Regions from separate parts of the Homo sapiens genome. Here regions 1, 3 and 4 are each linked to region 2. A link is a loop called in an ENCODE intact Hi-C map of the cell type or tissue named here. Cell type or tissue: sigmoid colon. All regions are shown on one strand. Region 1 overlaps LOC105377142 (a long non-coding RNA gene). Region 2 overlaps LRIG1 (leucine rich repeats and immunoglobulin like domains 1). Region 3 has its middle 190 kb from the start of LRIG1. Region 4 overlaps LOC105377141 (a long non-coding RNA gene).

Evidence for each region. Peaks named below come from ENCODE experiments on the same cell type or tissue, not always from the same donor. Only the 100,000 strongest peaks of a DNase experiment are listed, where the experiment ranks them.
Region 1: it touches region 2 in a loop (3-fold over the local background); 3 of 110 quality-filtered maps call a loop at or near these places.
Region 3: it touches region 2 in a loop (3-fold over the local background); 3 of 110 quality-filtered maps call a loop at or near these places.
Region 4: it touches region 2 in a loop (2.1-fold over the local background); 5 of 110 quality-filtered maps call a loop at or near these places.

The regions. Positions count from the first base shown.
Region 1 is chr3:66,706,768-66,714,767 of GRCh38, forward strand. All of the region lies in intron 2 of LOC105377142 (a long non-coding RNA gene), which reads right to left. Among named protein-coding and RNA genes, the nearest start is that of LRIG1, 210 kb to the left of the region's middle. In sigmoid colon, no CTCF peak of the experiment used is centred here; a DNase peak (open chromatin) is centred at 3,094.
Region 2 is chr3:66,415,104-66,423,103 of GRCh38, forward strand. LRIG1 (leucine rich repeats and immunoglobulin like domains 1) reads right to left here. Exons shown (of 19, transcript NM_015541.3): 4 at 2,026-2,163. Among named protein-coding and RNA genes, the nearest start is that of LRIG1, 82 kb to the right of the region's middle. RefSeq lists an enhancer at 6,854-7,379. In sigmoid colon, a CTCF peak has its summit at 3,414; a DNase peak (open chromatin) is centred at 3,528; H3K27ac peaks cover 1,057 bases.
Region 3 is chr3:66,688,841-66,696,840 of GRCh38, forward strand. No RefSeq gene overlaps it. Among named protein-coding and RNA genes, the nearest start is that of LRIG1, 190 kb to the left of the region's middle. RefSeq lists an enhancer at 6,027-6,196. In sigmoid colon, no CTCF peak of the experiment used is centred here; DNase peaks (open chromatin) are centred at 3,341 and 4,861; H3K27ac peaks cover 248 bases.
Region 4 is chr3:66,606,784-66,614,783 of GRCh38, forward strand. LOC105377141 (a long non-coding RNA gene) reads left to right here. Exons shown (of 3, transcript XR_940934.2): 3 at 350-463. Among named protein-coding and RNA genes, the nearest start is that of LRIG1, 110 kb to the left of the region's middle. RefSeq lists a silencer at 6,500-6,713. In sigmoid colon, no CTCF peak of the experiment used is centred here; a DNase peak (open chromatin) is centred at 3,348.

The DNA.
Region 1 (8,000 bases), 290 kb after region 2:
AGGGCTGTTGTGAAGACCCCAGAAGGAACACATATAAAGCACTTCATTCTATGCATGGTGCATACTAGTCAATACATCCAAGTAATTTTTTTAAAAAAATTAGAAAACCAATCAATCAGTCAAGAGTGATTGAGTACTTGTTTGTTGGACACTGTCTTGAGGCAGTCCTAGGGAAGAAAGAGTAAGGAAGAGAGAATTAAGAAGAGGAGAAGGAGACACAATCACAGGTCTCAAGTAAATCCCAGAATATACGTGGAGAGGCAAACACATACGCATGTGGAATTATTTAGTATTTCCACAGCAACACGCCAAGACACATCACAAATAGAGTTATAGAGCACACATAAGCCATTTGAAGAAAGCAAATGTTTAAAATGATATCACTGGAGACAGGAAACTGAAGGAGTCCCTAGACAAAGTCAGAGCTGTATTAAGTTTCTTTTTTTAATGTTTCATTTTTCAGCAGGATATTGACAAGAGCTGCTGTCATATGGAAACTATTTTTTAGAAACACCTGGAAGAACTAATTTGGGGGATTGAATTTTTTTTCTTTAACACAGGCTTAACATATAACAAAATACAAGGTGTGTCTGAGATGCAAACCTGGTAAGAGATTAGATCATCAAAGCTAAATTACCTTAATTTCCATATTATTTCTGAGAATAGCTTGAATAGACCTTTTGGGTCACAAGCCACCATTTGTGAAGAACTCATAGACATTTTTGTAAGGCTCACAATATTCAAAAGGCTATTTTGATATTTTTCTCATAAAGACATCTCTGCAAAAAAAAAAAAAAAAAAAATCAAAAGAAGACCAGGAGCAGTGGCTCACGCCTATAATACCAGCACTTTGGGAGGCCGAGATGGGTGGATCATGAGGTCAGGAGTTCGAGACCAGCCTGGCCAACATGGTGAAACCCTGTCTCTACTAAAAATACAAAATTAGCTGGGCGTGGTGGCATGCGCCTGTAATCCCAGCTACTCTCGAGGCTGAGGCAGGAGAATCGCTTGAACCTGGGAGGCGGAGCTTGCAGTGAGCCGAGATCACGTCACTGCACTCCAGCCTGGGTGACAGAACAAGACTCCGTCTCAAAAAACAAACGAAAAAAAAAAAACCACCATAAAACCAATTTAACACTTACTGGTCTAGAAAAATCAGATCTGTTCATATACATGGGTAAAATGGTTTTTAGCTATCCAAAACTACAATTTTTATTCGTGGCATGTGTGAGTGCTGTACAATTCACATAAATCCCATATTTGATTCTCACAAGAAACGTAAGACACAAGGACTATTATCACTTCCACTTTATGGATGGTGACATTGAAACGTAGAGACGTGTAGTAACTTGCCTAAAGTTGCACAGCTAGGAAAAGATGTAGCTGGAATTTGAACTAAGGATTTATGTTGTTAAATCTACTTTCTCTACTATTCTTACCATAGAGCTGTATTTAGCTTCATAAGTGTTTGTTTTGGGGGAAGGTTGCATGTTTCTGATTTATCTTTCAAGAATATTTGCCCAAATCAGTGACTGGACCCAAAAAAAGAGCTGGGATTATGTCTTCGTGAGCTCAATGGATACATAAGAATGCTCTTTTTCAACAGCAGGCACATGCGATCTCTATTTGACCACCTTAATGTGATTCTCCCTAGACAAACTCTTTCCTCTTTATTTTTATTTCTGTCTCCCATACACATTTTCTCAGAGAACAACCCAGTTTACCACAAGCCTGAATGTTGGTGCAAGAGCGTATCTAGAAAGACCCAATATTTGAGAGACTTCATTCTATTTTCCCATCTCCACGTAAGAGACCAGAATGTCAATGTCATGGTGGAGATGGAGGTGAATAGGGGTGTGGTCCCTGTCTATACCTCCAGCAAGTTATGTAATCAATCATGACCCCCAAGATTTGTGACCTTCTTAAGGAAATGATGATGCCCTTCTCATCATTGTACCTTCTAGCACAGTGCCTAGTAGAGAATCCTCAAAAACGATTGGATGGAAACTTGGGCCAGTGTGGATCACTAGAACTTCTGCAGTGATGGAAACATTTATTATTTGCATTGTCCAATATGGTAACCTCTAGTCGCAGGTGACTACTAAGTGCTTGAATTAATGGCTGCTAAGGAACTTATTTTAAATTTTTATTTTAATTTAATCAATTTTTAAATTTGAATAGACCCATGTGACTAGTGGCTACTGTACTGGACAGCCCAGTCCTAGGCTATAAAATCAGGAAAATAATTCCCCATCTGTTTATCTTACAGCTTGTGGTGAGGAATACATGAAATAATGAATAAATTAAAGATAGTATCATATGAGGAAATCAGATGGTTTGGTTTAAATCCCAGTTCCATTACCTTCTATCTCTGTGACCCTTGACAACTTTATTTAACTTCCCTGAGCCTCAGTTTTCTTATGTGAAAAATGGATTTAATGATAACTACCTTTTACAGGGTAGTTAAGTGGATTAAATAATAGGTATGAAAAGCCTAGCACATCACTTGACAGACAGAAAGTGCTCAACAAACTATTTTTAAAAATGAGGGTATTTTGGAATGCACAGAGCTCTGTATAGGGGCGATATATGATTATTAGCAGAAAATGACAGGACCCGTGTTTGCTCCCCTAAACTGTGTCTTCTTCTCTGGAGAGGACATGGCTGTGTTGGCTTCTCCCTTTTCACAGCCACTTTTTGGTCATATACTAGATAGCTCACAAATATCTGATGCTTTAGATGCATCCCTGAAATAATTCTCTGCTCCTGGAATAGCTTGGCTTTCCTGGAGTGACATGCATGCTGTCCCTGTGCCACCGAGGAGGTCAGGATGAGGTCTGCTCCCAGGTCTCCTCTGCCTGCCTCCTGACACTGAAACTTTGCAGAGAACAACTTTGTCTAGACAAGCAGTGGCTCGTCTGGCTGCTGCAGCAGCTAGCATCCTCATTGTTTCTCTCTGTGTTGGCTGCAAATTCCTTTTTCTGTTTATCCCCTCAGGAGCCTAGGCTCTGGGAGTGTAGCATGGGGGTTGGAGGGAGAAAAAGCAGACGTTCCCAAGACTGTCATTGCCATGGGCACCAGCCATGTTTGTGGTGCTGTTACTGATATGGCCCAGAGATGGCATGAACATCAAGTTGTCAAGGACAGCCTACTGGTTCTAGTTACTGAAGCTACCACCAATGTTTTACAGTGGATTCCCTGCCAGCCACCAGACTGGGAAACTTCAAATTGTTTAAAAGAGGCACCTCCTATCCCCCAGCCTGATGCTGGAGCAAGAGAGCTACTCACAGTGCCTGAAATATATCCTGGTTCTCATTTTTCCTCTGCTCTTAACTCTACCCAGAGACCATCGTGCAGATCTATTCTGCAGGTGGGAAATGGAGGCAGAGCAGAACAGACTCGCAGACTTCGATCATTCCTTCAACGAACAGTTGCTGAGGGCAACAATCCCAAGTGCTGACTGTTGCAGAGCGAGTCTAGAAGCCAATCCCTTGGAATCTTAATATATATTGGCTTGTGGCCGGGCGCGGTGGCTCACATCTGTAATCCCAGCACTTTGGGAGGCCGAGGCAGGCGGATCACGAGGTCAGGAGATCAAGACCATCCTGGCTAACACTGTGAAACCCTGTCTCTAATAAAAATACAAAAAATTAGCCGGGCGTGGTTGTGGGCACCTGTAGTCCCAGCTACCAGGAGGCTGAGGCAAGAGAATGGTGTGAACCCGGCAGGCGGAGCTTGCAGTGAGCCGACATTGTGCCACTGCACTCCAGTCTGTGCGACAGAGCGAGACTCCATCTCAAAAAAATATATATATAGATATATATATATGTGTGTGTGTGTGTGTGTGTGTGTGTGTGTATACATATATAGATTTGTTTATTTACAATCTGCCCCTGCCAATAGAATGTGAGCTCGTGGAGCTCGTGGAGCCCAAGGATTTTGTCTACCACTGTAACCCTAAAGCATGGCATGTAGATAATCCTTAATCAATATTTGTTGAATAAATGAAGGACTACTCTTTCCTCATCGATGAGTCTTTTAAACAAAACATGTACTTAGAAAGCCCGTGACTATAGCTCTTCTTCCAAAAGTACCAGCTCTATTGATGTGGCAAACACATTGACTCACTGACTCAATATTTGATAATCATTTCCCTCCTTCCTTCCATCCCTTCCTTTCTTTCCTCCATTCTTCTCTTGCTCACTTTTTCATTCATGTAATATTTATTGAACATCTATGATTGGCAAGGCACTCTGTAGTGTACATCAATAACACAGAGCCTTCAACACATTTGTCTTTGCTTATCTAGTGTGTTTGGAAAAAAAGAAAAAACAGAAATAGAGACCTTTCTGTTGTGTGAAGGATGAAGATTTATTGGTGCTTGGAGAAATTGTTGAAAGATGGAATTAAAACTAGAGACACAAGTTGAACTAGGCAGTTTACAGCGACATCCTGAAAATCACCTAAGGGAAAAATTGTAAGGCTGGAAGGGAAGATATAGTCTTACTGTGATGTTTTCATGGTAGGAATATTTCCTGGACTAAATCACAGGTTTAAAACACACAACACAAATCCATTCTACTGCAAAGACAAACTTAAGTTCATACGATGTCAGCTGGCAGTATAAATAGTCTGGAATCTGGGGTGACAAAGATACAGAGTACATTGGTCTAAAGCAAGGGTCAGCAAACTATGGCTCATGGACCAAGACTGGCCCACAACCCATTTTTGTAAATAAAGTTTTATCGGAAGGCAGTCATGTTCATTTGTTTATAAATTGTCTATGGCTGCTTTTGTGCTGCCACAGCAGACTTGAATAGTTGTGACAGAGACCATATGACCTGCAGAGCCAAAAACATTTACTCTCTGGACTTCTATAGAAATTTACTGATTTTGGTCCAAAGCAAAGATCCTCTCATGCCAAATGAGATTCTTTAAAAGAAAACAAGTCTGGACACGGTGGCTCATGCCTCCCTCACTTTGGGATGCCGAGGTGGGTGGGTCACCTGAGATCAGTGAGTCTCTCACTGAGGTCATGAGTTCAAGACCAGCCTGACCAACATGGTGAAACCCCGTCTCTACTAAATACAAAAAATTAGCCGGGCATGGTGGTGTATGCCTGTAATCCCAGCTACTCGGGAGGCTGAGGCAGGAGAATCGCTTGAACCTGGGAGGCAGAGGTGGAAGTGAGTCGAGATTGTGCCACTGTACTCCAGCCTGGGCGACAGAGCAAGACTCTGTCTCAAAAAATAAATAAATAAATAAATAAATAAAACAAAATAAAATAAAACAGTCCTCACATTTAGCTTGGTATATTGATGTTTATACACCTGCTTTCCCTACCAATGAAAAGCAGTCCACAGTTCATATCATTACATCATCAACCCCAATATGTTATTGTTCTCTCTTTCTGCAATAGGGCTACTAAGCTAATGATCTGAGATAACTTTCCATAAGTGAAATACTGAACGGTCAAAGTATTTTTACTCTAGGCTTCCCAGACCACTGCCCTTTTGTTGTCTCATGCCAGAGCTGGATAAATAATCAGATCAATTCATGTTTGCATTGAGGCTTGATTTGGCATACGGCAGCCTTATAACTGAAGATTTCTTCACCTGTGCTTGCTTTGTGGTTACAGATCTCAAAATGCCCATAAACTTGATTAAACTTGTCCCTTGTATGCCTCCTCATTTCACATGCAGATTGTTTGTGATTCCGAGTTACATAATTCTCAGTTTCTCAATAAAGCAACCAGCAGGTGGTATGCCTTTTTGTTTGAAGAGTTACCTCCCTGTGTAAAAATGTGGAGCCAGGTGTCTCTCACTGAGTTCAACGGATCCAAGCATTTAGACCTCCTAGGACTTTCTTAAAACCTAGCCCTGATTTTTTTTTTCATGTAAAATAAATATTTTGAAAGAGGGACCAAAGCATTTGATCATTCTCTCTTCAGTTACTGCAATGCAAAAACTGAAAAATGGGATCCTTTTCGCTGTTCTGGTAATAAGACCTTAGTGAAAGATAATCATTTAAACAGCAGTTTCCAGATACACATTTACTATAATCCTCACAATCCAATAGAGTTATTTTTACGCTTTTACAAATGAGTAAAGTGATGCTCAGAGTTCCAGTAATTTACCTAAGGACACACAGCGATTAAGATAGAGGGTCCAAACCTATACTCTTTCTACTCTGCTATTCTTCCCAAGAAAGGCATGGAAATAAGGACTACAGAGTTCTCTGTGATCATTACCTACAGAAATGGTGGATTTCTCTACATTTCTTATAGTCCAGTAGGTACAGAACCCTATTACTAATGAAAGTTGGTTTACCTAATCTTAACTAGTATGCAATGACCAATTATTTTTGTTGTTATTTCAAATGAAAATGAAGATGGTGGACATTTGGAAGGTGATGGTAGAATATAGAAGAAAGAATAAATTAAATTTCATTTTCACTGGAGAAGCACTATAAAGGAATAAGCTAGATCTGAATGAGAAGGTGAGGCATAGTCAAAGTTACCTTTAAGAACACAAACGTACTTAGGGAGGCTGAGGCAGGAGGATTGCTTCATCTCAGGCATTGGAGACTAGCCTGGGCAACATAGCGAGATCCTGTCTCTACAAAAAACTGAAAAACTAGCCAGATGTGGTGGCATGTGCCTTAGTCCTAGCTACTCAGGAAGCTTAGGTGGGAGGATTGCTTCAGCTTGGGAGTTTGAGACCAGCCTAGGCTACATAGGGAGAACCTGTTGCTACAAATAATGATAATAACAATAACAAGCCAGGCATGGAGGAGTGCACCTGTAGTCCAAACTACTTGGGAGGCTGACGCAGGAGGATTGCTTGAGCCCAGGAATTCAAGGCTGCAGTGAGCTATGATCATGCCCCTGCACTCTAGCCTAGGCTAAAGAGCAACACCTTCTCTCTAAACACACACACACACACACACACACACACATACACACAAGCAAACATTTTTTAAGACAAGGAATGTTTATTAATTGACTCTTACCTAAAGCTTGTTGATAGCTTTTCTATAAAGCCCCTCCTGTCCTGTTATCCCTGTTGCCTGTTTTCTCATTCATTCACCCATTTATTGAGTGCTGACTAAAGGCCAGGCTTTATGTGAGATCTTGGGACTATCAGGACAATATGGCCTGTATTTGCTCTCTGGAATCTTGAATTTAGGGCCTCCATGTTGAAACCATCCTCCTCATTTCCCCACTGATGAAGACAAAGAAGGCTAGATGAAGAACTACTGAAATACAAACACAAACAGCATGGCACATAGAGAGAAGCTTGTCCCTCACTTTGAAGTTTTATCCTAGAGATTTTCCACAGGACATCTCTTTCTGTCTCATCATGGGCTCTTTCTTATCTCCTGAGCCCTTAAAACCACAACTCCAAGTTCAGCTTCTTTTGATCTGCGGGGATATAGGTTAAGAAAGAGATGGGGAGTAGCTGCTTATTTCAGCTTCCCAGGCAACCCAAAGGCAGGGAGAAGACGCAGAAATAAAATATTGCTGCAGCAAGTTAAACCTGCACTCTCCCTTCTAGGCAGTCATCCTCATTTAAGGGTCCTAGGAAGATTGGGGTCAGTGAAGATGATATCCTAAACATCCAATTCTCATTAATAACTGAGACCATTTTATTAATCCATTCTTTAAAACCTTTAAAAACGTATATTTTAAAAATAATACATGCTGATAGAATGCACAACACCAAGAGTGGACCCTGATGTAAACTATGGACTTTAAGTGATAATGATGTGTCAATGTAGGTTCATTGATTGAAACAGATGTACCACTCCAATGGGAATACTGGCGGTGGCGGAGGCTGTGCATGGGGCAGTTTGGTAGAGGGTATATGGGAACTCTCTCTACCCTCTGCTTAATCTTGCTGTGAACCTAAAACTGCTCTTTAAAAAGTCTATTTTTCAAATGTCATACACATTCATAGGCTCATTATAAGAACTTTAAAAAGTTGTAGGAGAATACAAAG
Region 2 (8,000 bases):
GGCCTTCCTCATTTCATTATAGACACCAGACCTCTCTGGGTCTGAGTTGGGAAGATGAGTTAAGACACCAGAGGGACAGGTTTCCAGTGAGATGTTTATCAGCCACAGGCTTTGGATGGGGAGCTAGAGAGATGCAGGTGTTAGGACTGTGCACCTAAGCCCTGAGGGCAAGGCCGATTTAGTCGAAAGCATACTGTCCTTGAAGCTGCTGGGCCACCCCAAGAGGGTGGGAGTGAAAGTCAAACACCCCCATGCCCACTGACACACCAGCCCTGCGTCAGGAGCCACCTGCAGGACTCTTCTCACCACCCAGTGCCCAAGGTTGACGTGAAAACTCCTAGAAAGCAGAAAATCAACTGAAAGGCAAGGTCAGTGTTAATTTAATAATTTAGAGAAATAGCCTTTAGTTTTGAGGTGGGTCTTGCTATATGAACTACATAACACATATGTATAAACCAATTCATTTCTGTAATTGTAAATGCCTCAAAGAAACACTCTAGCTGAAGAGACCTGTGCAGAATCCCTTCGTAAAACAAGCAATATGTCATGGTACCTACACTTACAGCGTGATTAAGTCGGGGCATCTCCCGTGACAATACAAAAAGGCAGACACCGCTTCTCAAAAGGCACAGAAGTCTGCAGCTCAGATCTGTGCATCTTGCTGTATGCAAATTATATCAAGTAATAAAAAAGAAAAGAAAGTACAAGGAAGAACAATATGGCATTCCTGTGAGAAGTGGTTTCCAACACCTCTCCTCTGCCTTCCCCAAACAAATGCTGCTTTTTCTGGCCTAAGTGAAAAGGAGAAAGACCAGAGAGGATTTTCTGCCACAGAGGGTGGAAGGGAGCAAGGCACTTTTTGTCTCTCCAGCAGATAGTGGCCTAGGACAAGGCACATAAGGATTCTTTGCAAATGGGGCTGGACTGTTTGTTCTCAACACCTCAGATTAAAGAACAGCCTGTGTGATGAAGATATATCACCCAATAGCTGCCAAAATAGAAAGTCCCTCCCACTTTTGTGCAGGGAGAGGTCAGAGCAACTTAGTGTAGCAGTTATGGTTTCTCTGTCCCAAGCAAAGTGGTGTCACGTGGACACCTTTTGAGGGCCCACACTGGAGGCTTCACAAAAGCCAAGGCCTCCTGTTCCCAACTCTGGCGCCCTAATGCAGGCTAAGAAAGAAATCACTCTTCTTCTTGCAGTATTTACTTGGAAAATCCATGTGCCAAACCTCACCCTCCCTGAAAAGATGGGTCACAATGACCCCTAAACCAGCCTTGCGAATGCGTTCCAAAGTTAACTCTGGAACAGTAATGACACACGGAATGAAAACTCACCTGGAATTGGAAAACGTCTCTTTAGCCTGGGGTTGCAGTTTCTTTCCCAGAGTAACACTTTTCCTACCAACAAGTAGTTGATTAAGTAGGTTTTAACTTTTTTTCCTTCCTGTCTACCATCCATTGTGTGTGAGATGGGACATTAATATGGGTAAGAGAAACAGACAAATCTAAAAGGTGCTGAAAACCCACATAATAGAGTAACTGCCCTCCCCCAAACAAACCCAATGACTTGTTTTACAGTGCATGACACTAGAAAGATAAGCACTGATAAGCTAAGCCCTGTTAGACAGGCTTCCAATGTGAATCCTCTAACCATCCTCCCTGAATCTCCTCTGGAAGCATTTCTGAGAGGCAGCCAAGGAAATGGGAAAAAAAGCAGGCTTTGTGGTCAAGATCGATCTGTTCTTGAGTCCTAGACTCTCGTCTTGGAGTGCTGAGTCCTTCCTGCCTCTGTCCCTTGTCTGTCTGTAATGTCAGGATAATGCTGCAGGATCTGGACGTGCTCTATGCATGGGGCTCGCCCCTGCCCTGCTCAGGGAAGGTCTGAACCATCCCCACTGACTCGGCCCAGCCGTGGTTGAGAAGGGAAGGAAGCATCCCTCCTGCATCCAGAACTGGGTGCCGGTGAAGCTGTTAGCTGGCTGGACACAGCGGGCCAGCCACAGGTGGCAGAACAGAGGCACTTACAGCTCCTTTATAGGCGGTCCGTGTGGAAAGCAGGTGTTCCGCACTTCCGTGATGTTGTTCAAACTCAGATCTAACACTTCTAAGGAAAGGTAGGCCTTCAGCTGGCTCCCCTCCACGCTGCGAATCTTGTTGTGCTGCCTGAAACACAACAAGGGAGGTGACTTGAGCATCTCTTTTTGCAAAGTAACTACAAGAAACTAGTATTCCTGCACCCCACCCCCCACCAATATAACTACAATGCAGTGACGCTCTTAAAAATGAGATCTCCTGTTTCTTTTCCCATCAAGTTATTACCTGCTGGCCAGATGCTAGGAGAATATTGGATTTTCAATCTGGGACAAGTTTATCAAAGTTCTATCCCTAGGCTTCCCTCTCCAAGGGCAACAACACAGCAGTGACACTGAAGACCATGTGAGACCAGCATGACCTGACCAGAATCCACGGATGCACTCACCATAAAGGATGTGCCCTGTCCTGTGCAGCCAGACAGCTCCAGTCCAACTCTCACCCATCATCCTCAGACCTAGTCCAGCCTCATAACTTACAAGAGCCATAGGCACCACAGCCCAGAGTTCACTTTAATCCAGTTTAACACATCATTACACACCTCACATTTTACCAACACCTACCATATACCAGACACAGAGGATTTAAACAAAAAGAAAAAGAAAAAAAAAAAAAGATTACGACAAAATCCTGACAATGTAAAATGGGAAAGAGGAGCTCACTGCTGAGTCTAACTGAAATTGAGTTCCCTGAACCTCCCGACTCTACCATTAATATTAAGCATTGTGCCTCGGTTTTCTCATTTGGAAGATGGGGCCACAACCCATCACTTCAGGGATAGGGACGATCCAGCCTAAAACCACATAAAGCATGTGGCAAATCTGAAGGTAAATGTTTAGTGGTCACCACCTCCCAAGACAGGAATGTTCCACTGTAACTTGTGTTTTTTTTTTGTTTTGTTTTTGTTTTTGTTTTTGAGACAGAGTCTCGCTCTGTCGCCAGGCTGGAGTGCAGTGGCGCCATCTTGGCTCACTGCAACCTCCGCCTCCTGGGTTCAAGCGATTCTTCTGCCTCAGCCTCCCAGATCGCTGGGATTACAGGCACGTGCCACCACACCCAGCTAATTTTTTAATTTTTTTTAGTAGAGACAAGGTTTCACCGTGTTGGCCAGGATGGTCTCGATCTCCTGACCTCATGATCCACCCGCCTTGGCCTCCCAAAATGTTGGGATTACAGGCGTGAGCCACCACAGCTGGCCTGTGCGCACCTTTAATCTACTTTCTGTCAAACCCACTATATAAACAAGCAACAGTTATAAGTCAAGAGAAAGACGAATGCTAGCCAAGGCTAGAGGTAGCTAACCGCCCTGTTGTGGGTTTGGCGCCGCCTGGCAGAGTCAAACCACTGCAGCCCTCACTCCAATATTAGACACTTAGGAATCTGCTGGGTGGTGGCGCTGGGCCTCTAGGTTGCAGGCACTGGCACTCGAGCCAGTTCTGAATAAACAGTGTCAGCATCTCTGGCCAATCAAAGCATTCTTGAACACAACACAAGTAAGCCAGGCGTCGCTTACCAAGTGGCATCTCCTTTAAACAAACACTTGACCGAATCAGTTCCAACAGGCATAAACAAGGACCTCTTTCCCAGAAGCTCTGGGGCTTCTCGTGGACTCCTTTGTTTTTTTCATGCGTCTCCCAGGCCCTGAACTCGAAAGTCCATTTCCAAGGGTGCAACTCTGCACACAGAACCTCCCCGGCATGAAAGGACCCTTTCCCTTCCTCTCCTCCCCAGCCCCCAAAGCCACTTCCTTTGAGTTCTTTATTAAGTTCTTTAATAAAGATAGTCTCCTCAGTTTTCTGGCTCCAAAGGAAAAAAGAAAAGAAAACCTTTATTATGTAAAGTATGGGAAGAAAAGAAACAAGAAATAAAGGCGACAGAGCTGAGTCTTATCCGGGAACTGTGAATGTGGTATCAGGGCGCCAGGAAAAGGGTCTGTGCTGGACAGAAGGGCCGGGCGCCACCGGCCCAGAAAGGCACAAAGAGGGGGTGAGGCCTTACATTGCGAAGCCGTGGGACAGCTGCAGGCCCAACATCTCTCCCACGCCAGTTCTGTCCTCTCCCCACCTCCTCCTCTGTCTCCTCAGTCTTTGTCTGTGGTCCGGTACCTTTTGCTCCTTGTCAGTCTTTTCATTCGCTGAATCAAACACAATCCGGGCCCCACTCTGCATAAAGGACCCTGTGCAGAAGACAAGTCTCTTTCACCCGCTGGGAAAGTTCCCCATTTGGCAGAAGAGGCAGCCGTGGAGATGGGAGACAAGGGTGTGTGGGAGTGAGGGCCACAGTGGCAGGGTCTGTGAGAGGAGCAAGGGAGTGCACAAGGTGCCAGGGCGAATGTCTGAGGGTAGGATGCTGAGGCCAGGAGGAGACAGGTAGGCAGAAGCCAGGAGCTTGGATCAGATTGCAGAGCTAGTAGGGTGGGCAGGACCACAACAGCAAATGCCTCGCAGCCCAAGCTAACAAGTTGGGAATGGATGCCACAGTGGGCCAGGAGAGAGATGGCGGCAATACAGAGACAGGCACAAGAGACCCTCTGATTAGGTCCTACCCACCCTACCAGCTCCACCCTCTGATCAAAGCTGCTGGCCTCTCCCCACCTGTCTCCTCCCAACTTCAGCATCCTACCTTGAAACACCCTGCCCTGGTGGGGGCTGGAGATGACAACTAGGGGCATCAATAATGATTCAAAATGTTCTAGCTTGGAAATGGAAGATAACCATGCCCATGGGCTACTGACTAGACCTTCCCTTCCATCCTTGCCCACTTACAGTCTATTCCCAACCCAGCAGCCAGAGAGACCCGCTAAAAATAAGTCACTTCAGGCATCCCACGGAATAAGAGAAAATATATGCAAATCACATTTCTGATAAGGGGCTAATATCCAGATATAAAGAACCTCTACAACAACAACAAAAAACAACCAACCTGATTTTTAAAATGAGCCAAGAATTGAACATTGTTCCAAAGAAAACACACAAATGGCCAAGAAGCACATGAGAAGATGATCAACATCACCATTCATTAGGGAAATGTAAACCACAACCACAATGAGAAGTCACCTCACACCCACTAGGATGGCCACTATTAAAACAAAACAAAACAAAAAAACAAACAGAAAATAACAAGTGTGGGTGAGGATGTGGAGAGAGTGAAACCCTGTATGCCAGTGGTAGAAATGTAAAACGGTGGTGCACCTGCAGAAGAAGACATTATGGAGATTCCTCAAAAAATTAAACAGAGGCACACCATATGATCCCACAATTCCACTTCTGCATATCTAAATAACTGAAAGCAGACCTCAAAGAGACATGTGTATCCTCACATTCATAGAAGCATCACTCACCACAGCCAAAGGTGGAACAGCCCAAATGTCCATCAATGTTGTATATACATGCAATGAGATATTACTCAGCCTTAAAAAGAAAAGAAATTCTAACACGTGCTACTGAATGGATGAGCATTGCGGACATGATGCCAAGTGAAAGATGCCTGTCACAAAAAGACAAATGCTGTATGGTCCACTTATGTGAGGTAGCTAGAGTAGTCAGATCCACTGAAACAGAAAGTAGAATGGTGGTGTCCAGGGACCGGGGAGACCGCAGAAGGAAGATCTGTTGTTTAACGGTGTATTAGTCCATTTTCATGCTGCTGATAAAGACATACCTGAGACTGGGCAATTTATGAAAGAAAGAGGTTTAATTGGACTCACAGTTCCACGTGGCTGGGGAGGCCTCACAATCATGGCAGAAGGCAAAGAAGAGCAAGTATGTCTTACATGGATGGCAGCAGGCAAAAAAAAGGGCTTGTGCAGGGAAACTCCTGTTTTTAAAACCATCAGGTCTTATGAGACTCATTCACTATCATGAGAACAGCATAGGAAAAACCTGCCCCCATAACTCAATCACCTCCCACTGGGACCCTCCTATGACACATAGGAATTGTGGGAGTCAATTCAAGATGAGATTTGGGTGGGGACACAGCCAAACCATATCATTCTGCCCCTGGCCCCTCCCAAATCTCACATCCTCACATTTCAAAACCAATCATGCCTTCCCAACAGTCCCCCAAAGTCTTAACTCATTTCAGCATTAACTCAAAAGTCCACAGTCCAAAGTCTCTTCTGAGACAATGCAAGTCCCTCTGCCTATGAACCTGTAAAATCAAAAGCAAGCTAGTTACTTCATAGATACAATAGGGGTATCAGTATTGGGTAAATATAGCCATTCCAACTGGGAGAAATTGACCAAAACAAAGGGGCTACAGGCTCCATGCAAGTCCAAAATCCAGCGGGGCAGTCATGTCTCACATCCAGATCACGCTGATGCAAGACGTGGGTTCCCATGGTCTTGGGAAAGCTCCACCCCTATGGCTTTGCAGGGTATAGCCTCCCTCCCAGCTGCTTTCACAGGCTGGCGTTGAGTGTCTGCGGCTTTTCCAGGTGCCCGGTGCAAGCTGTCAGTGGATCTACCATTCTGGGGTCTAGAGGACAGTGGCCCTCTTCTCACAGCTTCCCTAGGCAGTGCCGCAGTAGGGACTCTGTGTGGGGGATCCCACACTGCCCTAGCAGACATTCTTCATGAGGGCCACACCATATTTCCCTTCCACACTGCCCTAGCAGAGGTTCTTCATGAGGGCCCCGCCCCTGCAGCAAACTTCTACCTGGGCATCCAGGCATTTCCATACATGCTCTGAAATCTAGGCAGAGGTTCCCAAACCTCAACTGTTGACTTCTGCATACCTGCAGGCTCAGCACCACATGGAAGCTGCCAAGACTTGGGGCTTCCACCCTTTGAAGCCATGGTCCGTGCTCTATGTTGCCCCTTTCAGCTACAGCTGGAGCAGCTGGAACACAGGACACCATGTCTCTAGGCTGCACACAGCACAGGGACCCTGAGCCTGCCCCACGAAACCACTTTTTCCTCCTAGGCCTCCAGGCCTGTGATGGGAGGGGCTGCCGCAAACATCTCTGACATGCCCTGGAGACATATTCCCCATTGTCTTGGTGATTAACATTCAGCTCCTCATTACTTATGCAAATTCCTGCAGCCAGCTTGAATTTCTCCTCAGAAAATGGGATTTTCTTTTCTATTGCATTGTCAGGCTGCAAATTTTCCAAACTTTTATGTTCTGTTTCCCTTTTGAAACTGAATGCCTTTAACAGCACCCAAGTCACATCTTTAATGCTTTACTGCTTAGAAATTTATTCCATCAGATACCCTAAATCATCTCTCTCAAGTTCAAAGTTCCACAAATCTCTAGGGCAGGGGCAAAATGCTGCCAGTCTCTTTGCTAAAGCATAACAAGAGTCACCTTTGCTCTAGTTCCCAACAATTCCTCATTTCCATCTGAGACCACCTCAGCCTGGACATTATTGTTCATGTCACTATCAGCATTCTTGTCAAAGCCATTCAACAAGTCTCTAGGAAGTTCCAAACTTTCCCACATCTTCCTGCCTTCTGAGCCCTCCAAAGTGCTCCAACCTCTGCCTGTTATCCAGTTCCAAAGTCACTTCCACATTTTCAGGTATGTTTTCAGCAATGTCCCACTCTACTGGTACCAATTTACTGTCTTAGTTATTTTTCACGCTGCTGATAAAGACACAAAGACTGGGCAATTTACAAAAGAAAGAGATTTAATTGGACACACAGTTCCACCTGGCTGGAGAGGCCTCACAATCATGGCAGAAGGCGAGGAGGAACAAATCACATCTTACATGGATGGCAGCAGGCAAAAAGAGAGTTTGTGCAGGGAAACTCCAGTTTTTAAAACCATCAGATCTTGTGAGACTCATTCACTATTATGAGAACAGCACAGGAAGGACCCACCCTCATAATTCAATCACCTGCCACTGGGTCCCTCCCATGACACATGGGAATTGTAGGAGTTACAATTCAAGATGAGATCTGGGTAGA
Region 3 (8,000 bases), 270 kb after region 2:
GTTTGTATTCAGTCAATTGAAATATGTGAAAAAAAAGAACTTATTCTGTTAGGGTTACAATATGGCAAAGGACCAAGTCCTCCCCATCTTTTCCTTTTCTAACCTTGCTCATTAAAAGCACTGAATCTATGGGCTGTTTTGGTTTCTCAGGGTCTTATCATGCTTACAAACAAAGATGCAGCTGTATAGGTCCTTAGTGCTGCTTCTGTTGGGGCTGCTTCTTTATTCATATTTAACACCTTCCTTACCTTAAGGACTTGCAATAATCAGGCAGAGCTTCAAAAAATCAGATCCTGGGAGTAAGACATTTTGACCAACACTTCAGTTTCTGTGAAATACATTTTTCCTCTTGTTCACCTTAAAATACCATGCCCACCTCCATCAGACTTTGGAAAGGAAGAGGACTTTGTGGGTTAGTGAGCACATTAGCTTTTAGGAGGGCAGAACTTGAAGGGCAACAGGTTGATTATGCTCCCTTCCAAAACACCACCCAAGATTAGGAGCTGGATCGTCAGTTACTGAGGAAAGGCTCTGAGACCCAAACCAAATGGTGTTTTAGTGTTGGATATTTTCCTTTTGCCCCTCCAGATCCACTCTCCATAATTCCTTACCAGCTCTGGGCATAGACTCCATCAGCGGGCTCCCTCGCCCTCTGACTTTCCATTAAATGCAGTCAATTAGAGGCATTGTCAAGAAATGTGAGAGCGACGCCCGCAGTGCTCATTTCCCTTGCTCCTTCCTCTGCAGTTTGGTGGTGTCTTTCTCCTGAAGGCCACAACTCCTGTGAGGCAGCCCTCAAGTACAGCTAGAGCTATCCTCTCCAGTTCCAGGAACTTCCTGGTTTCGTCCCCTTTCCCCTTCGAGCTTGGGGTGATACAGCCCTTCTGTAGCTAAGCACAACGTTCCGACCCACCTATTGCTGGTTTCCCTTAACCCAACCCACATTTTTATAAACAACTCTACACTTTTGTGAAATTCTCCTCAACTGTACCATGGAAAGGAGCCATGTGTACCCTGCCAAGACTTTAGGCCACACTTCTCTTGATGTTCAGTAATTTTTTTCTCGTTATGCCTTCCCTAAAGAGCTAAGTATAACGTCTGCTAGCCGAATGGCAGTGATGGCTTCAAGATGAGGCCTCTTTACGTGATCTTGTGGGATGAGGAAAGCTTCATGGCAAAAGAAACACATGTGAGGCCAGATGTGCTCATTGAAATCAATCAACATTCATCAAAGGCATGATGCCAGGATTCACCCTCAACCTTCAGAGATTTTCTGATCTAAGTAAGTGCAGCCTTAAAACACTGGCCATTGACAGTCTCTATCTAAAGCTCACACCAACAATCCAATCAACTCAACAAATGCCTTAAGAGTACAGTGAGGAGTGTTGGTTTAGGTAACCAACATATAGTAGATGTTCACTATTTGTGACACACCCTGCTACTCGCTCTGCAAACCTACCACATTTCACTTTAGTCTTCCCAACTCCCCACACAGCACATATTATTACCACCTTACTGATGAGGAAAGCAAGGCACAGAAAGGTCAGGTAACTCGCCTGGGACGCACAATGAGCAGAATACCCAGCATTCTGATGTAGGTCTGCGGGACTCCAGCCAGGCAGGCTCTGAAGGTTTAGAGAACGTTCTCAGAGAAACAGCATTGCAGATGATAGCCTTGTATATAAGTCCAGGCTCTCCTGGCCTGGGTGAATTACTTTGAACACCTTACCTAACTTTTCTTTTCTTTTTTTTTTTTTTTGAGGCAGAGTCTCACTCTGTCACCCAGGCTGGAGTGCAGTGGTGCAGTCTCAGCTCACTGCAACCTCCGCCTCCCAGGCCTAAGTGATTCTCCTGCTTTGCCTCCTGAGTAGCTGGTACTACAGGCATGCACCACAATGCCTGGCTAATTTTTGTATTTTTAGTAGAGATGGGGTTTCGCCATGTTGGCCAGGCTGGTCTCAAACTCCTGACCTCAAGTGATCCACCTGTCTCGGCCTCCCAAAGTGCTGGGATTACAGGTGTGCAACACCGTGCTTGGCCTGAAGACCTTACCTAACTTTTCTGATTCTTACTTTTCTTAACCATAAAGAAGACAAAACAGTTTCTACATTCCAAGTTAATTTTGACTATTAAAGAAATAATATGGAGGAAGGATTTTTAAATTTTTAACGGTTGTAAAAATACGATTTATTCCTTTGGTTTTCTTTTCCCAATCCCCTAGTACCTTGGAGGTAGCGAATCTGATTCCAGTTTCCATTTCCATGAGATAACCGACAATAGACCAGATGAGCTCTGACTTTCTCAGTAGCAATGTTAACAGTCATAACGATGCCAGTAAAAACAATAATAATTATGCTTCTATGAACAACTCACATTCACTGACCACTAATATGTGCCAGTCACTTTCCTTGGATTAACTGATTTAATCCTCACATCCCCTCTGTGGGTAGACATCATTATCATTTTTTGGATGAGAAGACCAAGGTTCAGAGAGCTTAAGTAACTTGTCCAAGGTCACACTACTATGAAGAAGCCCCATTGGGGTTTGAATTTACCTCTACCCCTGGAGTTGCGCTATTGAATACAGTAGTCACTGATTATGTGTCATACAGCACCTTAAATGTGATTGGTTGGGATGCGCTGGATTTTGAATACTTAATATTTTAAAAATGAAAACATTTCATTAATCATGGTATACTGATTACATATTTTGGATATACTGGTTTAAATAAAATATATTATTAACATAAATGACAATTTTTCCTTTACTTTTTAAAACACAGCTACTAAAAAAATTGAAAACTACATCTGTGGCTTGCATTATACACCCATTGGACAGCACTGGAGTGGAGCAAGAGCTCTGAGGCCCTGCCCCAGCCTTCACTGGGCCTAATTCTAAAACTGCACCATGTACAGTAGCAACAGAGAACAGCAGACATTTGCTTTTTCTCTTTTTTTTTTTTTGAGACGGAGTCTCACTCTGTTGCCCAGGCTGAAGTACGGAGGCCCAATCTCGGCTCACCACAACCTCTGCCTCCTGGGTTCAAGCGATTCCCCTGCCTCAGCCTCCTGAGTAGCTGGGATTACAGGCACACACTACCATGCCTGGATAATTTTTGTATTTTTAGTAGAGATGGGGTTTCACCATGTTGGCCAGGCTGGTCTTAAATTCCTGACCTCGTGATCTGCCGGCCTCAGCCTCCCAAAGTGCTGAGATTACAGGCGTGAACTACCGCGCCCAGCCAGACATTTGCTTTCCATAACATTTATGGGGAGCAGGGGTGGAGGAAGGGACCAAATCCATATTTGTGTGGCTTCCAGAAAGCTACAGCTTTGCAGATTTATCTTCACCAAGAGAGGGATCTGCTTCTTGGGGCTATGACATGTGTGTCTCTAAATATCCTGGTGGTTGAATCCAGTCTGAAAGCAAACATTTCAAAGCCTTTGGCAGAAGCTGTTTAGAGACAGGCTTTCAAGCCATCAGGCCAGCAGATGATGTTTACTTCTTATGACAAAATAGTGAAGTCAAAATTGTATTTCATAGCAGTTACTTTTATGTCCTGAGAATAGAAAAATCCCTTCCAATGACCAAAACACCCCTGCACAACCTCAAATCCCATTAAATAAGTCTGTGGCTTTGCCACTTTGTGGAAAACAGTGCTTCATCTTTCCAGTCCAGACAGGTCCTTAACCTCCTGAGATACTTCTTGCATTAGCAGAAGGTGAGTGTGTGTGTATGTGTGTGTGTGTGTGTGTGTGTGTGTGTATTTCTCTAAACAGACTGATTACGGCCAGGTTCAAAGGTGCACCACCATGTTCAGAAGGGCAATTTGGAAGGCACAATGTTTTCCTGCAAAATGGTTGGCTGGCAACAAAGACTGGAAGAAACAATGAGCAATATGCACCTCGCACAAAGGGCTTTGCACTTCCTGAAGTTGTTCTGCACTCACGATTTCACTGGCCCCTTTTTCACATGTGGATGAGGGAGACGAGGAAACTCAGGCCAGGCAGAGTTTCTGCTTAGCACTAGGGTGAAAGGATAAGATTTGGAATCAGTGGGCTCGCACTTAAGTTTTTGCTCTGCTTTTCTAGCTGTATGGCCCTGGGCAAGTTACCAAACTTCTCCGCGCTTGTTATGTCTTATTTGTGAAATGTGGCTAATACAGACTCAAAAGGTTATACTCTATGATTTCATTCCTATGACATTTTAGAAGAAGAAAATCTCTATCAGAGGTTTCCAAGGGTCAGGGCTGGGCTGAGAGAAGGCCTGCCTACAAATCTTTAGCACAAAGGAAAGTTCTGAGGTGACAACGGTTCCGCATGTTCATCATGGTAGTTAGGAAAACCCAGAAGTAACTGTACAGCAAAAACAAAAAGTGAATTTTACTGAATGTAAATTCAGAACTATTTATCCGATAAAAAAATAACTAGACTAAAAAAAACTCCTCTCTGGAAGGTTGCTGTGGCATTTGAGTTTATACAGTAAACAGCAGGGAAACAACTGAAACCTACTTCTTGATATTCCTACTCTGGTATTTCTAGGTCTGCCACTGCCAAATAGAAGCATAGGAAATGGAATCAACCAAATTTAATTTCAACTCTCAAAAGCAGTGAAGAGGAAAGAGGCTCATGATCCAGGGCTGGAACTGGAATGCTGATGTGGTGACAGCTGAGAACAGGTGGGAGATGGGAACTGGCAAACTAATCTGTACGTGACTCTCCCTGCACGGTGAATTTACCACTAAGAGAGTTTGCAAACCTTCTCCCTGTCCTCTCTGCTTGTCCGTGGTGTTCTTCAGTGTACCCCAGCCCCAGCTCTTCCTTGCCCCACTGACTCTAAACTTTCTCACCGTTTCACACAGATCTAGTTGTGTCTTGGTTATTTGTTTCAGGCACGCTGCCAGCTGGCATGCTCTGTCTACTGCTACAGAAAACAAATCTCTCCTCCATTTCTCATGTGTTACCAGCCTAACAAATACACTACTGTCTATGTTTTACACTGATTCGTGCAAATGACCTGGCTCTTTTCACGCGGAGTGCTTTCTGCAGGCTGGGATTTAAAAAAGATGGTGTGGTCCTCTGCCTGGGCAAAGAGTATTTTTAGCCGCTAGGTTTTAGTTAATTACACTAGCTGTTGCTCATCATGGCTCTTGGTTTCTTTTGTGTTGCTGAGGGGAGCGGGGTCAGCTTCTGAATCTAAAGCATGTGGCTTTGAAACATAAGTAAATCTTTCTTCAGGGTCCCAGCTCTAGTTCTCAGGGATTTCCTCATTGCATTTTCATTTTTAGGATGTTCTGAGGTTGTTTTTTTTCTTTTTTCTTTTTTTTTTTTTTGAGCCTGTCACCCAGGCTGGAGTGCAGTGGCACCATCTCGGCTGACTGCAAGCTGCGCCTTCCGGGTTCACCCCATTCTCCTACCTCAGCCTCCCAAGTATCTGGGACTACAGGCGGCCGCCACCGCGCCCAGCTAATTTTGTTTTTTTTTTAGTAGAGACGAGGTTTCACCTTGTTAGCCAGGATGGTCTTAATCTCCTGACCTCGTGATCCACTCGCCTCGGCCTCCCAAAGTGCTGGGATTACAGGCGTAAGCCACCGTGCGCATCCATGTTCTGAGTGTTTTTGATGCGTTTGTGGTGGGATGCGAGGAGAGAAGTGGTTTCCTCCTCACACCTTGGGTTCTTTTCTATCTTTGCTTGGGAAATTGGCTTTTATTTGCTTTGTAGCCTCTCCTCTCCTTCCTGTTAAGAAAGTGATTATCCATGCACAAAATGGAAAGTTTTCAGGCTCAAGCATGCTTGTGAAGGGGAGTTGGAGATTTGGAATTGTTTTGGTGACCTCCAGGAATAAAACTAGGAAATTCAAGGGAGCTGGTTTGTGAAGGCTTCTAATTAGAAGTGCCCTCAAATGCCTTCATATGTAGTGATGTCCCTATCAACAGAGGCATTCGAAAGGAGGCTGGAGGGCCACTTGCTGAGGATACTTGAGAGAAGCTTTATGCATCCTAGAGGGGTTGGTGCTTTCAGAGTTCTCCTAAGCTCAAGCCTCTGTGATTCCACATGACTCCTTAACTTGGAAAGTAAGACACAGACACAGAAAGGGCATACAATCAACCTTTTCTGGAAATAGGTTAAAACAGTGTAGGGGCCAGGTGGAATAACTCACACCTATAATCCCAGCACTTTGGGAGGCTGAGGCAGGAGGATTGCTTGAGTCCAGGAGTTTGAGACCAGCCTGGGTAATAGAGTGAGATCCAATCTAAACGACACACACGCGCGCGCGCACACACACACACGCGCCTGGGCAACATGGCAGAACCCCGTCTCTACAAAAAGACAAAAATTAGCCGGGCATGGTAGCGTACGTCTGTAGTTCTGGCTACTCAGGAGGCTGAGGTGGGAGCATCACTTGAGCCTGGGAGGTGGAGGTTGCAGTGAGCCAAGATTACACCACTGCACTCCAGCCTAAGGGACACAGTGAGACCCTGTCTCAAAAAAAAAAAAAAAAAAAAAAAAGAAAAAAGAAAAGAAAAGAAAACCTGAAACTAACAAAAAACAGTACTGGGCTGGATATCTTCTGTCTGTCTTTCTTGCTTGTTCTACTTTCCATCCTTTTAGATTTTTCCGTGTCCTGAGAGGCTGACACATATGGGTCACTTCAACAGGCTCCTGTGCCCTCTGGCTTCCAGGGGATTTCAGCCACTGGGGAACCCAGGAAGATGATCGGAGGGGAGGTGGACAGTGAGGTCGGGGATTTTTCTCATCTCTTTCTCTATGGATTTGGGACATGGTGGGTAAAATATCTCTCTCTCTCTCTCTCTCTCTCTCTCTCACTCTCTCTCCCGTTTCTATCGCCTTCCCTGTCTCAGTTCCACTTCCTTCTCATGTCTTTTCAGGCCTAGGGATAGTGAAACTCTCAACTTATTCAGTGTGAGTAGGCCATCTCTTTCTTGGCAAGACCCTGCCTGACACAAATATTCAACACCTACTCTGTGCAATGGAAAATATGGCATAGTTCTTTCCCTCAAGTGCTTTCCAGGATGGTTATGGAGATAGGATGAAAATCTTGGGAGAGGAAACAGATACATTTTTGTTGTGGTGGCTTTTGACACCATGGGCTCTGTAATCCTAGGACATAAGAACTGTGCCTATATACATGAGCTAACCAGACGAAATTCTGCTAAAAATCAAACAGACCAACGTTTCCATGAATTCGATCAAATAAATGTCTTATTTCTTGGCTTTCTGACAAAGAATTGACCGAATATTCCTTCTGGATGAGCTGTTTCAGCATAGTCTTCAGACATGGCCTCTGGCAGCATTTGTGGAATGACAAAGTTAACTTTGGGGGAATGACACACAATGGGGACCAGTGGTTTCTGGCAACCCCGGTGTGATCTGGGAGGGTCAGGATCAGAGGATGCATGTTGCAGCTGGAGCCCAGGATAAGGTTAGTATATCACACTGTGGGACCCACAGAGCTGCCTGGTCACAAAACAGAAGGAGTCTGAATTTCCCCAAGAAGAGGGAGGCGCCTGCAGAATCATTAGTAGGAACAGAAAGCCAGTGCCCCTTCTGGGAGGAGTGAGCGGGGAAGAAAAATGTCCTCATGTATTCATGAAAAGACAAAGATGCACACAAGGCTTCACCTTTATACCCCACTTTATGGAAATGGGCAAAGTGGTTTGTACATAGAGCACAAAAAATTGCGCACGGGTAGCTTTGACTTTCTGTCACAAACTCTCAGTTTTCCTTTAAACTAAAATGTGTCAAGTCAGGGGCTGTGCTGCATTTGTTCACCTTATCTCCAGGTCTTAACACAGTATCTGATCCACAGAAAGTGTTTAGTGAATCATTGTGGAATGAAGGTAGAATTGCTACGTCTTCCTTCATCTAAAGCAACATTTCTCTTATTCATCAAATTGTACGATTTTAACTCCCCATCTCTCATCATTTCTCCTCCTATTTCTAAGGAGTTCTACCTCCTATGCAAAGTCTGAGAATC
Region 4 (8,000 bases), 190 kb after region 2:
AGTATATAGTAATACGTGAAGAAAACCAAATGCTTTTCAAATGTCATCTTCCTAGAGAGGGATCCCCGACCCTCCTATTTAAAATTTCTAAGCCTCAACCCTCTCCATCTCCATAAGCCTGCTTTATGCTTGTAGCATTTATTTTCTATCTGTGGCAAAGTGATTTCTTTAATGGTCCCAACTAATGGCTTCCCTGTAACTGCATCTTTTGTCCTGTAACTTTATAGACTATTGCCTCTCTGGAGCTGGACTCCATCATGTGACTTTCTTTGGCCAATGAGATGTTAGCAACCATGATGTAAGCAAACACTTGAAAAGCATGTGTACATTTCCGTTTGCCTTCTTGCAGGATTGGGTTGTTTGCCTTTGTCCCTGTCTGACCATGGGAACATGACTGGGCTAGCTGGCTGGAGGGATAGGAGAGAGACATGGACCAGAATGGCCTAGTTTTGTCTAGCTGACCCCAGATGTATGAGCCCTCAGTTGCAACTTTGCCAGCTGCCTTCCAGACCTGGGAGCAAACCCAGCTGAGACCAGAAGAACTGTCCAGCCTAAATCACTGATTTACAGAATCAGGAGCTAAATAAATGATTATTGTTTTAAGCCACTGAAATTTGGGGTGGTTCGCTATATAGCACAGGCTACCTGATATGCTAACATACCATCTAATTTACTTACTTGTTACGTGTAGTCTCTCTCTCCCCCATCTAGACTGTGAGTCCCAAGAGGGTTGAGATTTTTGCCTGTGTTATTCAGAGCCATGCCCAGTGCCTAGAACAGAGCCTTACACACAGTAGGTACTTGATAAATACTTCTTGAATATTAAATGAATAACATATAAAGTACCCTACAAAATGGCACTTGGGTTGATGTTTAACAAATAGTGGCTAATATAATCATAAGGTTAAACATTTTTATGCCAGAACCAACATTTTTTTTTTTTTCATCAGGGTCTTCTGTTATTTTGCCCAAGGACATTGTTCAAAACATGGGAAAAATACAAGTGACCCTCTCTTGGATACATGTTGGTAGATGGGGGTTGGCAATAATGTCAGATAAGAAACTTAATTATTTTTCTTTCTAAATTGACTTGGGACTGTGGGCATTGTGGAGACATAGCCTCAGTCTCTTCATTTATTGGTTCTCTATGTACCTCCCTAGCAGCCCCAGTGGGTGCAGCAGGGCTGATATTTATGTGTGTACATAGAGCAAAAGAGAGATTATTTCCGCTAAGAGGCCACATATATAGCATATATATTATAGCATATATAATTTTCTTTCAAAATCATCATCACATTTGAAGTAATTAATTAGTTACCAGGTTATCTGTTTTATTTCTGTCTTCTGAACCAGGCTATATGCTCCATAAAGGAAGGGATCACTTCTATTTTACTCATTATTATACCCTCATCATCCAGCACGGTGCAAGTGTTCAAATATATTTGTTGAATAAATGAACCATGCCCCTGTTCATTTTAAGAATGTAACCTACTTGAACTGAAGGGCTATGTCTTTCTATGAACATGGTGTGAACTTGGCATTGTGGTAGCAGTTCACGTGTGTGCAATCGCTCTCATTTTTAGGCAAATAACAAGTACATTTTATTGAACCCTTACTACATGCCAGATACTGTTCTAAGCACACGGTGTACTAACTCACTGTGGAGGTAAATATTGTAATAAGTGCCATTTTACAGAAGAGGAATTTAAAACACAGTGCACCCCTCTTGGAATATTGTGTTGTACCTTGGGTAAGTCATGCTCCCTCTAAACGTCTGTCCCTCATCTATAAAATAAGAAGGTCAGGTTGGTTAGAGTAACTTTTTCTTCTATGTGTTCTAAGAAGAGCTATAATTCTGATATGTTCTGGGAAAATAAAGGCTTTTGTGGTGAGAAGAATTGTGTTCCATACCACATCCCTCTGGTTTACATTATTTCAGTGTAGCCATGTGGAAAGTTCCATGCATGTTCCCAGAGTTCTTTGTCAAATGCTTCTTTTGGCATCTCTTTGCTGCCTCAGAGCTTTCTCCAAAGACATGGAGAGCAGCTCCACCAGTGTCTTAGCCTGTTTTCTGCTGCTATAACAGAATACCATAGACTGGGTAATTTATGAAGGATATAAATTTCTTTGCCTCATGGTTCTGAAGGCTGGGAAGTCCAAGAGCATGGGACTGGCAAATGGTGAGGGCCTCTGTGCTGCATTACCTCATGGCAGAAGGCAGAAAGGCGAACAAGTGCATGAGATATCGGAAGGAAGACAAACTAATTCTTTAATCAGGAACCCACTCCTGTAATAACTCACTCACTTCTGCAATAATGGCATTAATCCATTAATGAGGGTATAGCCCTCATGACCTAATCACCTCTTAAAACTTTAAAATAGCAATTAAATTCCAACACGAGTTTGGGAGGGGACACTCAAACCATAGCATGTAGCTGTAACCCAGGAAGTGCAGGGCACTTAACTTCTTAGGGGCAACCTATAACCAACAGAGAATGTAAGCCCTGGTTGCTTCGCCTTTTAGTGGCACAATTTTTACGTATTTTTTATATGGTCCTTCTTAGATTTTCCAGCAATACTGATTTCTACTTGATCACCGTGGAAACCAGCCCATTATGCACTTTTATTGCCTTTTGCTTTTTCTTTTCATACTTTCCACCCCCTCATTTCTGATCACTGGAATCAACTCCCAAATAAACTACACTTGATACCAAGCTTTTGTCTCTGCTTTTGGGAGAATCTAAATTAAGTTACAATGTCAAATAATTTGGGGAAACACTATATGCTTGTTCTTCTCTCAGACATTCACGATACACACCAACACAGTCAAGGCTCTCAGTAGTCCTGTTGCAAACTAACCTGTCCATCCAGCTTTCTTCAGCTCAGGCTTTCCCAGACTTCACTGCCCGCGAACATTTTTTTATCCCTAACATCTTTCAAGGTACCCTGGAGTAGGTGTTCCATGAAATATGCTTTGAGAAATGTTGGCTGGTGTAGTCTCAAGGGTCTTGTCCCTTATTATTATTCTGGATGGATCCAGTAGCTTTAGCTGCCATTCCCTGGCATGGAGCCAACAGCCAAATAGAACTCTCTGGATGGGAGATTTCTCAGTGCCAGGGAGCAGGACCTTCAGACAAGGCCTCTCCAAAAGTGGGAAACCTTTTTTTTTTTTTTGAAAACCTTTTTTGAAAACCTTTTCTCTTAGAAAAAGGGCTCTTCCCCTTTTCTTCATGAGATGATCAGCCTCTGCGGGGGGCCAGGAATGTTTGGCTGGCTGGGCTGGGAGTGCAGCTGTGGGCATCCTGAGAAAAAGCTTCACTTTTGGATGACGCAGGAGCCTGGATGAGATGAACAGGAAATGTTTGCCAACCAGCCTGCCTGCCCGCACTCTCTTGCTAACAAGCAACCATGGGAGAATTTAACTGGCATGTGTCCAGGGAGGATAATTATTTCCTACAGTAGTATACAGAAGGGCACCTGGGAGACCCAGTGATTACAGGGGCAGGAGGATGTGCATGGAAGCCTGGGGCTTGGGGTCTGTGGCCTCCCAGTGGGGGCTGGTTGGTGGGAGTGAAGAGGGGTGACCAGCAGCCCATCCATCTTCCTTTCCCCCTCAAAGTCTCAAATTGAAGGAACAGTATTGGGGAGCTTGGATTTGGGGCATCGGGTTACACTTGAGGGAAATGCTTGAAAATGACATCGTTTTTAAAGAATGAAACCAGTGAAAATTATAACAATAATAATGGCGGTATCAATTTCTGAATTCTTTGTTGAAGAATGTACGCATACAGCCTTTTATCAAGTCTTTTATATTTGATGATTAGTCTGTGTTGGGACTTCTCAACCTCAGCACTTTTGACATTTTAGGCAGGATGAGTCTCTGCTGTGAGGGGCTGAACTCCGCACAGCAGGCCGCTTAGCAGCATCTCTGCTCTCTCCCCACCAAATGCCATTAGCACCTCTTTCCCCTCAATTGTGACAACCAAAAATATCTTCAGACATGACCAAATGTTCCTTGGGGGTGCAACACTGGTCACGGATGGGAGCCACTGGTCTATAATAAAGGGCAGTAGATTATAACGGTTAAAGCCTAGGTTTTGAGCCAGGTTTTTTGTTTTGTTTTGTTTTGTTTTGTTTTTTTGAGACGAAGTCTCACTGTTGCCCAGGCAGGAGTGCAGTGGCACAATCTTGGCTTACTGCAACCTCTGCCCCCTGGGTTCAAGTGATCCTCCAGCCTCAGCCTCCTCCCTGGTAGCTGGGACTACAGGCGTGCACCACCACACCCAGCTAAGTTTTGTATTTTTAGTAGAGACGGGGTTTCACTGTGTTGGGCTGGTCTCAAACTCCTCAGGCCTCCTTTGGGAGGCCACCTGCCTTGGCCTCCTGAAGTGTTGGGATTACAGGTGTGAGCCACCGCACCTGGCTTGAGTCAGGCTGTTTTGTCCAAATTCTGGTTCTACCACTTTTGTTGTGTGACCTTAGTCACACTATTTAACCTCTCTTGTGCCTCAGTTTTCTTACCTGTACAATGGAGATAATAATAGTATCTGCCTGATGGGGTTATGGTGAAGATTAAAAAGTTTAACATATATGTAAATAAATATTTTAAAGCGTTTAACACAGTCTGGCATATAGCAAGCTTTCAGTAGTGTAAACTCTTATTATTATCATAATCATCATGATTTTTTGTTTACTCTTTGCTCCTAGACTGTAAGCTCTCTGAGTGTAAAGACTAAGTCTTTTTATTTTTTAAACTATAATGTCTAGGCCAGGCGGGGTGGTTCATGCTTATAATCCCAGCGTTTGAGAGGCCAAGGCGGTCAGATAACTTGTGGTCAGGAGTTTGAGACCAGCCTGGCCAACATAGTGAAACCCCATCTCTACTGAAAATACAAAAATTAGCTGGGCGTGGTGGTGCACGCCTATAATCCCAGCTACTCAGGAGGCTGAGGCAGGAGAATTGCTTGAATCTGGGAGGCAGAGGTTGCAGTGAGTTGAGATTGTGCCACTGCACTCCAGCCTGGGCGACAGAGTGAGACTCTGTCTTAAAACAAAACAAAACAAAACAATAATGTCTAGCAGAGGTACTTAATAAACATTGAATTCAAGAAGAGAGGAAGGAAAGTAGGAAGAAAGGAAGAAGCTTAGCAATGGAACTTCCAGTGTCCAGATATGAGAGAGAAAGATTAAGAACCTTTCCCAGATTGCTGGCCTATGCACTGCAGTCTGAATCTAGGGCTCTCCCGGTTTCAGTCCACAACCTCAGGTGGAAGAGGGGGCAGGGGAGAGAAGCCACGCAAAACCCCAGGGGATGTGTAAAGGGGCCTAAATGCAAAACTTTAAGTAGGCATCCAGATGCATGGAGACGAGCTTGAAATTTCTTGGAGCTGGAGGTTGCAGGTGGGCTCTGTGCTAAGTAGAAATGATTGCTACAGCCTGGAAGAAGCAAGAAGCTAAGTAGGAACGTATGCTGTCTGCTTGTGCGCCAAGAAGGACTGAAGTATGGCTAAGAGTGTATTATTTACTCCTCCATTTACAAAACCCGTGAAGACCATCCATGAGCTTGGGGTAGAAGCCTTTAGATGGAGGGCTGAAGCAATGCAGTTGAAGGAGATAAGGCTTCAACTGACCACTCAGAGCAGGGTGGATCTTTAAGTGCTAGGATGCGGGAAGGCTCTAGAGCAGCATTGCCCAGTTGAACTTTCTGCAATAATGGAAATGTCTTGTATCTGTGTTGTCCAATATGGTAGCCACTAGCCACATGTAGCTACCAAGTATTTGAATTGTGGCTAGTGTGAAGGACTGAATTTTAAATTAAATTAAAGTAAAATTTAAATAGCTCACATGTGCCTAGTGACTACTGTATTGAACAACACAGGTCTAAAAGAAGCCATATGCCTTTAGGTCCCAGGCTCTCCAAGGACACACTGAGAGATGGTGGGCTCACTGCTCTCCTGGAAAATGATTAGGCATGAATCCCTATTACTTCTCACCCATATTCACGTGCCAGACAGGCTAACTGGTGCCCTGTTCCAGACCAACCGACCTACCTTCCTTCCTTCCTTCTTTTCTTTCTTTCTCTTTCTTTCCTTCCTTCCTTTCTCTCTTTCCTTCCTTCCTTTTCTTTCTTTCTCTTTCTCTTTCTTTCCTTCCTTTCTCTCTTTCTCTTTCCTTCCTTCCTTTTCTCTCTCTTTCTCTTTCTTTCCTTCCTTCCTTTCTCTCTCTCTTTCCTTCCTTCCTCCCTCCCTCCCTCTCTCCCTCCCTCTCTCCCTCCCTCTCTCTCTCTCCTTCCTTCCTTTCTTTCTTTCTTTCTTTCTTTCTTTCTTTCTTTCTTTCTTTCTTTCTTTCTTTCTTTCAGGGTCTCACTTTGTTGCCCAGGCTGGAGTGCAGTAGCATGATCATGGCTCACTGCAACCTCAACCTCCCAGTCTCCTGCCTCAGCCTGTCAAGTAGCTGGGACTACAGGCATATGCCACCATGCCTGGCTAACTTTAGTTTTTGTAGACACGGGGTCTCCCTATGTTTCCCAGGCTGGTCTTGAACTCCTGGGCTCAAGCAATCCTCCCACCTTGGCCTCCCAAAGCACCAGGATTACAGGCATGAGCCACTGAAACTGGCCCCATTCTACTTTCTTAGGCCACTAGTAACCTAGTGTGAGGGGAGGGTAAGAGAGAAACAGAGGCAACAACAACGATGATGGCAATTACTACATTACTGTTACTGACTACAATCAACAGCATTTGAGGAGAACTGAGTATGTGCCAAGTACTAAGCATTTCACATGGACCGTCACTCATTGGCTAAGTCCAGTCATTATTCTTGTCTTCAGACAGAGAAACTGAAGTACCCAGCCATTAAGAAATATGTGCAACAGTGCACTGTCAAGCTAGGATGCTACGTAATTAGAAATGAGGACTCTGGAATTAGGCTAACAACATTAGTGACTTAGAATCTTTTTGGAGAAGGGATCTATAAGAAAGTGTTAACACTGGCTACTTTTGCAAAGAAGGCCTAGGAGTTGACATGGGGGGTAGAAGAAATTTTTCCTTTTTCTGTATTTAAATCTTTCTGTATTATACGAAGCAAAAAAAAAAAAAAAAAAAAAAAAAAAAAAAAAAAAAGACCAGTGTGTACATAATATTTTAGTAAACGAAAAACTTATCAGGGCTCATCTTGTCATTGAGGGTATAGGCCTTTTAATTTTTATTGTTTTCTGTATTAGAGCAGCCAAATTAAGATGGAGAGAGCTCACTTTGTGCGTTTGGCCACAGTGGATCATGCTCAGTGCTCCTGGTGACTTTGTGGGTTTGCATTTTTTCCCTCTGAAGATGAGGCTCAGCGAGGAACCCAGGGCAGACAATCCCATTTATACCACAGCAGGTTCCTAGATGTTTTGACGTTGGATACAAGGTGATAAACTATCCTGGTTTGCCCAGGACTGACAGGTTTTCTAGGACATGACACTTCCAGTGCCCAAACTGGGAAAGTCCTGGGCAAACCTGGCGGAATTGCTGGTGCTGCTTGGAATGGGAAAAGGTGACACTCGATGGAGACTCCAACCCACACAGCTCCAGTAGCAAAAGAGCAGAGTCCTAGTAGGCTAGTACTCAGGTGGACAAGGGGATTGCCAAACCAAGGACATGCCTTATCTCCTCGGCATTGCTTGTTTTATACTTAGACTCTCAAAGACAGAGCAGACTGAGGAAATACCATCAACACCAGGCAGGGCTGCATGTGACTTTCAAGGGCCCAAGGACCTCACGTCTTCATAAGCCCCTTCCTTTATTTAAAAAAAAACTTAAAAATTACACTGAAGACTGCATTTGTATAAAGAGGAATATAATCCAGTCTGAATTTATTATTATAGATCTATTATTATTATGTTCATTTTTCTTCCTTTTTTTTTTTGAGACGAGGCCTCACTCGGTTATCCAGGCTGGAGTGCAGTAGTGTGATCATGGCTCACTGCAGCCTGAACCACCTGGACTCAGGTGATCCTC